Linked DNA regions of Mus musculus: all the other regions are linked to region 1. A link is a loop called in an ENCODE intact Hi-C map of the cell type or tissue named here. Cell type or tissue: heart. All regions are shown on one strand.

Region 1 (2,500 bases):
TCTGGGACCCCAGCATATCTTTATCTGGTAAACTCTGAAGTTTTAGAACATAGTCATCGAAAGAGAATACATATAATATGCAATCTGTTCAACTTCTCTCTGAGAATTTGCCAGAACTGTTTCCAGTAGTAAGAAGTTAATGGTGTCTCCTTCTCAGCCATCGTCATATGCAGGTGTGTTCTATGTGGCCGGCACCACTGCTTTGTCTGCTCGTGTGAACTGATCTTAAACCTGAAGTTCCTTCGGCGTGCTTGCTGTGGGCTGTTATCAAGGCAGCCATAGATGTGGAGTTTGTGAAGAGTGACTTCAGGAGGCCCTCTCGTCAACCATGTACCAGAGCATGGAAGGAACAAACATGTACTGGTGTCTTGCAACACACGTGTCCTTCCCCCTTGATGAATGGTCTTACTCCGGGCTCTTCTTGAAAGCTCTAGGGTGACTCAGGACTCTACATCTTTTTGCTTGTTAAGGAGTAAGGCTTGTCTTCTTAAATAACTGACGGTTTGGTGTAACACAGCTGGCCAGGAATTCTTAGCTTGTGTTTTTGTAGCCTCCACTTTTCAAGGTGTCTGTCTGCACAGGCTTCAAGTGAGTCTTTCAGAGACAGTGAAGACAGGGACCCAGTGGGAGAACTTTGGCCTTCACCTTCAATTGGCTTATCAGCAGGTCTGCTGCCCAATGAGTGCCTCACCTCCATGGTGAGGAGAGAGCTCCTGGGACACTTCTGGTTTGGCTTCTCTCCCAGATGATTGAGCTGTCCTGGCTCCCAGACGCTGGTTTCTGTCATGTGAGCAACACAGACATCCTTACCAAGAACACTGTTCTGTAGGCTTTAGGGATTTATACTGTGAACCTGAGGTTAACACATTGAGTCATACGATTAGACCTGCCAGTTTTTTCAGGGTGAAAATCTAGTGGTGTCCTTGTCTGCTCTCCCCATGAAAGGTGGTGAGGGAGGGGGGCAGGCAGGGTTTCTGGCAGGATCTGAGGCAGGAACTTGGAAACACAGTTAAGAGTACATGTACTTGCTGGTTGAGTCCTGGTCTGGTCTGAGGGTGTTTGTAGAGTGCACTTGGACCCTCCTCCCTCATTTAGTAAAAAGCTAAGGGAGGAAGGGCATAGGTTTGCATTTTTGATGTACGCTCCTGTGCCTGCCTGGATGACCAGTGGACCCTAAGTACTATTTTTTAGGGGGTCCTTGGCTATTTTGGCTTTTAGGAATTTGTTTTCCCTGGTGTCTGGGTGGGGCCAGAGTGGGATGCCCTCCTCTTTTTCCTCTTGCATCAGAGAAGCCACTGGGATTAGTGAGCAGATTGCTGAGTGAATTTCCCAGAGCCACTCCAAGACATGCCCCATTAGAACATTGTTTTGGGACCAAGTGTGTGGGAAGGGCTGGGCCGTCTCTTCACTGGATGGCCTGAGAAACGCCCTTTCCGTTTCCTGGTGGAAAGGATGTTGAAATCTGTAGGTTTTCAGATGCTTCTGCAACCTTTGGCTGTATCTCATGACTCTTTGGCATTTGGCATCTGGTGTCCTTGGGAAATGAAACCAGACAAGCGGAATGTGAGAGGAGAGGGGTGGCCAGAGAAAGAAGCAAAGCTCTTTCCCTTTCACATTTCCTTGATAAGAGGTCTTGAGTTGTATTGCTGCAGCACAAACTGCACTGGACGCCCTGAAAAGTAAACTGATGTTGGAGGAGGTTCTGAAAGCAATTGGTACGGCAGCTGGAGTTGGTACGGCAGCTGGAGTTGGTACGGCAGCTGGGATGGAGACAGAGTCCCACCCTTCTCCGTAAGGTTCTTATGCATACAGATTTTGCCCTTGGCCCTCTGTGCAAGTGACCTAAACTCACTTTGTCTCAGAAATGTCGGAGATCATCCATTGTACAGAAATGCCTGTGTTTGGTGTTGAGATTTTTAGCTGGAGAATTTACTGTGAAACAGACTGTCCTGGTGAGAATAACAGAGCTAGAGAAGGACCAAGGCTCCCTACCAAACTTGTGAGTACATGCAGAAACTCTGTTGGCTCTTAGGTTAGTGGGTGGCTGGCAGGAGCTTCATGCCTCTCGCTCCTTTCCTGGCCCCAGCCTGTGTAGGCTCTAGTTTCCTTTGAATCAACTCTCGGTGTGGAAAAACCTTGGGAAGATAGCCAGTGAGTGATCCGCTCCCTTGGGATGGACAGACATCTTTAAAATGTGTGGCGGAGGCCCCCAATGAACCAATTAAAACAGTGTGTAAATCAGTGCAAACTGTTTGTCATCAGAACTGCCACGTTTTCCCCTAACATGGGGTACTCATTGTGTCTTGCTTTGTGGAAAGCAAATGTTACACATCTCCTGTGTTGTCACTGGCACTGTCAAAGGAAAAGTGCTAGGAAAGGTGTTCTTAAAGACTTGAAGCTTCTTGCCAATTAAAAAAACAAAAAGGCCTTAATCATCTTCCTCTCCATTCCCTAAAACTGGCTTTACTTTCTGGATATTGCTGTACTCAGAGGTCTTGTT
Region 2 (2,500 bases), 96 kb after region 1:
CAGCCAAACGTGTTAGAGAATATATATTTGTTCTAGGTCCTTTGGAATACTCACTGCCCCATGTGTAAAATCTGATTTGTTTTTAAGGGTATAAGCATCAGCGAGGCTTTTTGGCTTCTCTGACTCAGAAAACAAAGGCAGGACTGCAAGTTCAATTCCTGCTTGGGCTACAAAGCATGGTCAAGGCTGGCCTGGACAACCTAGTGAGACTGTCTCAACAAAAAGTAAATGGAAGGCCAGGGGTGCTGCCGAGTGGCAGAGCACCTGGCTGCATGTGAGGCCATATAGTTAGCCTCAGCAGAGCTTCTGAAGAGCAGCTCTTCTGTACACAGGTAGCTCTGAGTCAAAGGGGGACGCAAGGTGAAGCAAATGGAAGGCCTCCATGTGAGGGAGCCAGTCAGTCATTTCTACAGATACGCACACCCTTTGGAACCAAGCAGCCGGTTAATGGGAAGCAGTCGTTATGCAAATCAAGAACCTAAAAATAAAATGGGAAGTTGCCAAACTTTCCCCACAAATCCCGTGCTGTTTCAGAGATGGAAACAGGCAGCTTTCCACGCTCTCCGCCCTCCACCCCTCCTTCTGACAGACATATATTTAAGCTGCGCCTTTTGCTGTGAATTGACAACCTAGAATAAGTGGCTTGTTTCTCCCTCTCCCTCTCCCTCTCCCTCTCCCTCTCCCTCTCCCTCTCCCTCTCCCTCTCCCTCTCCCTCTCCCTCTCCCTCTCCCTCTCCCTCTCCCTCCCTCCCTTGGTATAAGAAATAGAGTAGGTAACACAAGAAATGATCTATTTTTAAATGAACTATTGGCGGCAAGCTCTTTGATACGGTGGGGTTGTGAGAGTTGAGCTTTAATCTTTAGTGTTTAAAAGCCATGAAACAGAAAGCATGGAAGAAGCCCAGGAATCTTTCTCCACTAAAAACAAAAAAGGCAGCAAAGTGAAAAGTGTCCAGGACAGCTCTCAGCCACCGCCTGCTGACTGAGGCCACGAGCTGCTCCCACTGCTGTAGTCATGGTGAGCTGCAGGGTCCCAACTGAATGAGGTTCTAGGCGAGCCACCTTCTTAGAGAGCCAAACGCAGCACATGCTCATTTCTACATATAGCAACTTGCTGAAGCAGAGGCGCTCTGTGATTCAAACATAAAATATTTCTTTACTCATGGGAAACATTTTTCTTCTGCTATTTTTAACCTATAACATATACCTGCTGGCAGAGGGAAACAAAAAAATGTACAGAAAAATTAAAATTATACTCACATAAGTTACATTTTTTTAATGCTGTAGCTTTTGTGAAATCTGAGAATGAGAGGAATGTTTTCTTTCTATCACATTTAGTGTGTGTGTGTGTGTGTGTGTGTGTGTGTGTACATATGTGTGTGTGTGTACGTGTGTGTGTGTGTGTGTGTGTACATGTGTGTGTGTGTACATGTGTGTGTGTGTGTGTGTGTATACATGTGTGTACATGTGTGTACACACGCATGCTCCATAACAGCCTCTGGAAGTCACAACAACTGTTTTCTTCTATCGTTCTACCGTGTGGGTCCTTAGGAGTAACCTGGGGTTGTCAAGCTTGGAAGCAAGCACTCTCACCCATCTCACTGTCCCTGGAATATAGTTTATAAGCTAAGCATATGCCTGCCTCCAAGCACGCACTGACTCGAGCCAGTGTGTCTCTTACTTACTCCTGTAAGCTGCTTGCTGACTGCTAAGATGTCACTCTCTCCGACAGCATGACTGAGCTGGACAAGGAGATCAGCACCCTGAGGAGTGGCCTGAAAGCTGTAGAGACGGTGAGTACCTGCTTCCCACCATGACTGTCGGCCTCCTCACTACTTTGCTGGTGTGCAGACCTTGAGCACAGGAGCGCCTTTGGCATGTGCTCTGCCCAGGATAAACATGATTCCATAAGAGTGACCAGAAAGAAGCAGGCACAAGCTGTGCCCAGTATAGGAACTCAGTTTCATACAGCCAAGTGTCCTGAGAGGCTCCCTGCAGTGGGAGCTTGAAGTAGGTGAGGAGGGCCAACAATTCAACCCAGGAGGCAGGCCTTAGCATGAATGGACCAGGTGAGGCAACCTTCCATTTCCTTGTTCTGTTACCGTTTGATGTGACTCTCCACAGGCTGATGGAAACCCCTCTGCTACTTCTGAACTGGTCCTTTGGGAAGGGGAGTCTTCACCAAACACACACTTGGCCATAGCATATATACCATGTCCAAGGCTTTCTAGTGCTGCGATGGTGAGAGCAGCAGTTCCCTCAGCAGGACCCTGTCTAGATAAGCATGGTGGTGATCAAAGAGAGACGTGATGAAAGGGCTGGATTGAGGCTAGCCTGGAGGCGTGTGATTGGCTGGCACATCCTGGAGGAGGTGCTCCTACTGGAGGAGATGAACTCCAGTTATGGCTTAGGAGCAGGATGGTGTAGAAAGGTCCATGGGAGGGGGGCTGCCCAGGTAGAGAAGATAAAAGGGAACCACAGGAATGTGGAGAAGATAGGG
Region 3 (2,500 bases), 51 kb after region 1:
GTGCGTGCGTGTGCGCGTGCGCTCGCGTGCGTGTTTGTAGGGCGAGTAATGGTGGCTCATAGCTATAACCTCAGCACTTAGAAATCTGAATCAGGAGGATCACTCTACAGTCCTACAGTTGAGACCAGCCTGGGTTACAGAAAGAGGGAAAAAGGGAGGGATTTTTAGAGATAAGGTCTAAGCCTAAAATTAAAAGCTCCTCCTAGAAATCACTCTTCCAAGGCCCAATGCATGAATGTTTGGATGGATGGATGGATGGATGGATGGATGGATGGGCTGCTGAAACTAAAAAACTGAAGCCAGCAGTATAGCAGTAACTCCTTGGGCATCAGACAGCCGCTGTGTGTACATGGCAGTGTCTTCTCCTTGGGTGACCCATTATATCGGGGTGCTCTCTTAATGGAAAGTCCTGGTTACAGGAATACCTCTCTCAGCACAAAGGTGTGCGAGATTGTGGAAGCCAAGCACAGCGTGCCTCCTGGCTGAGCTTGCTGTGTCTCCAACAGAGACTACAGCTGACAGGGAGGTCCAGGTTAGGCGTGTCAGTGAACTCCATCCACAGATGCGCCAGCTGTTTTGGCTCAAGGTCACCTGGGTTGTGAGACACATCTAGCTGAGGTGGGTTTGGGTTTCAGGTCTTTTTAGCAGACACACACTCTATTTCCTTTCCTTTCCCTTTTTCCTTTCCTTTTTTCCTTTGCTTTCCTTCTTTTTTTTTTTTTTTTTGGTTTGTTTTTCAAGACAGGGTTTCTCTGTGTAGCCCTGGCTGTCCTGGAACTCACTCTGTAGACCAGGCTGGCCTCGAACTCAGAAATCCGCCTGCCTCTGCCTCCCAAGTGCTGGGATTAAAGGCGTGTGCCACCACTGCCTGGCACACTCGTTTTTCTAACATAGCTCCTGAGCTGGGTCAGCAGGAGACCTGTGCCTGGGACTAACATGTGTTCTCTTGTTAACTCCACCGGTGTCAGTAGCCCCTTTCAGCCACATCAAATGAAATCCTACTTCACAATGAAATCTAAATAACTGATAGAAACAATCTAGTCACCAACTGGCCATGTCTCTGGCCACTGTAAAGACAGGTCTCCTTCACTCTTGAATTTCATACAGCTGTGACATCCCCATGTAGTCCTCAGTGTGACATGAGACCTAGAATATCCTTCTCAGTACCATTATGTCACTAAAAAAAGAAAATGTTACTCCCTGGCGTGAATTCAATTCCCATGTACCCTTTAAGTAGATGACCCGATACTGTAAAACAATAAGTGTCTCCTGTATTCTCGTGGCTTTGCAGACCACCATCATGATGCACAGGACATCAGCTCTCTGCTGCTCCATGTGGGCCTCTGGTAATGTGTTACCTTGTCACTTTTTCTTACTTTGTTTTATTTCTTTTCATTTTTGTAGGACCAGGAAGAAAACAAGGGAGCAACCAGTTGGCCCGAGTTCTACATTGATCAGCTCAATTCCATGGCTGCTGTAAGTATTACTTACATTCTGTGACAGCCTAAAATAGGGTACAGAGTACACAGTTGCACAATGAGCTTGATTGAGTAAGCCCTTCTGAATGCTGTTACCTTTCCAAATTCCATTCCAGACACTCAGTGTTTGAGGTGTTGGGGACGAGGGGCTGAAAGGTTGCCTAGTGAAGTAACTTTTCTAGTGTGTTTTAAATAGAATCTACACACACTAACATATGATTGGTCTTAATGTTATAAGAGGAAATGCCATTTGAAACATGGCTTGCATTCAACTTGGACTTGCTGTTGCTGTGACTAATTATTGGGAGTGTTGCAACAACACTCCTGTGGACTGTAGGCTTTTCTAACAGTTCTATGACCTAACTGTCCCTTCATCATGTTCATACCCATCTCCCTCTCTCTGGGAACTTAGCTCCTTCCTGACTTCCTGATCTCATTGGTGGCCGAGAGGTTCATATACAGAATCATAACATGACTTGATAAAATGCTGTAATAATCAGAATGCTCTAGGGAAAGCTGTGATCTATAGTTAGCAGTTAAACTGCGTTCTCAGTATCTGAGTTCTGGCCTCTGAGATGTTAGCACTCTAGGCAGCCTGAACATCATCTATTAATCATAGCTAAAATTCACAACAGAAAATAAGTCACCAGCCTTTGAACCTTAGTAGCTTAAATCCTGTTGCCATTGATGAAAACTGAAGGTCGAAGTCTTTGCCTCTCATGGCATTCTCATGATTTTCAGAATGGGTTGTATCCAACTTTAAGTTGATAATATGAAATAGAAGGCTCTACTCTCCCGAGTGCTCTACTCTCTGCTGCCTCTACCCAGGTCCTCATGGAGAGCTGTCTTACCACTCCAAGACCTTTAATGTGATCTAGGTTTTATTGCTACTCCCACTGCAAAAGGTAAAAACCAACCCGGATCCATGAATTTGCTGCTCTTATTTAAGTTCTGCAGGGCCTTGACTTTCAGTTTCTTCCTCTTCTTTCCTGTTTCTTTCTTATTCTGCTGCTGTACCTTGA

The links. A loop is a pair of places that touch in the nucleus more often than their neighbours do. Peaks named below come from ENCODE experiments on the same cell type or tissue, not always from the same donor. Only the 100,000 strongest peaks of a DNase experiment are listed, where the experiment ranks them.
Region 2: it touches region 1 in a loop (1.9-fold over the local background); 5 of 42 quality-filtered maps call a loop at or near these places.
Region 3: a loop joins it to region 1, with 2.7 times the contacts of the local background. A loop is called at or near these places in 5 of 42 quality-filtered maps.

Annotation. Positions count from the first base shown.
Region 1 is chr12:71,884,512-71,887,011 of GRCm38, forward strand. All of the region lies in intron 1 of Daam1 (dishevelled associated activator of morphogenesis 1), which reads left to right. Among named protein-coding and RNA genes, the nearest start is that of Daam1, 55 kb to the left of the region's middle. In heart, no CTCF peak of the experiment used is centred here; DNase peaks (open chromatin) are centred at 720, 1,480 and 2,100; H3K4me3 peaks cover 546 bases; H3K27ac peaks cover 2,500 bases.
Region 2 is chr12:71,980,961-71,983,460 of GRCm38, forward strand. It overlaps Daam1 (dishevelled associated activator of morphogenesis 1), which reads left to right. Exons shown (of 26, transcript NM_026102.3): 23 at 1,733-1,793. Among named protein-coding and RNA genes, the nearest start is that of Gm40440, 58 kb to the right of the region's middle. In heart, CTCF peaks have their summits at 354 and 974; a DNase peak (open chromatin) is centred at 501; H3K27ac peaks cover 2,171 bases.
Region 3 is chr12:71,935,155-71,937,654 of GRCm38, forward strand. Daam1 (dishevelled associated activator of morphogenesis 1) reads left to right here. Exons shown (of 26, transcript NM_026102.3): 4 at 1,405-1,476. Among named protein-coding and RNA genes, the nearest start is that of Gm40440, 100 kb to the right of the region's middle. In heart, a CTCF peak has its summit at 1,333; a DNase peak (open chromatin) is centred at 1,607; H3K27ac peaks cover 2,400 bases.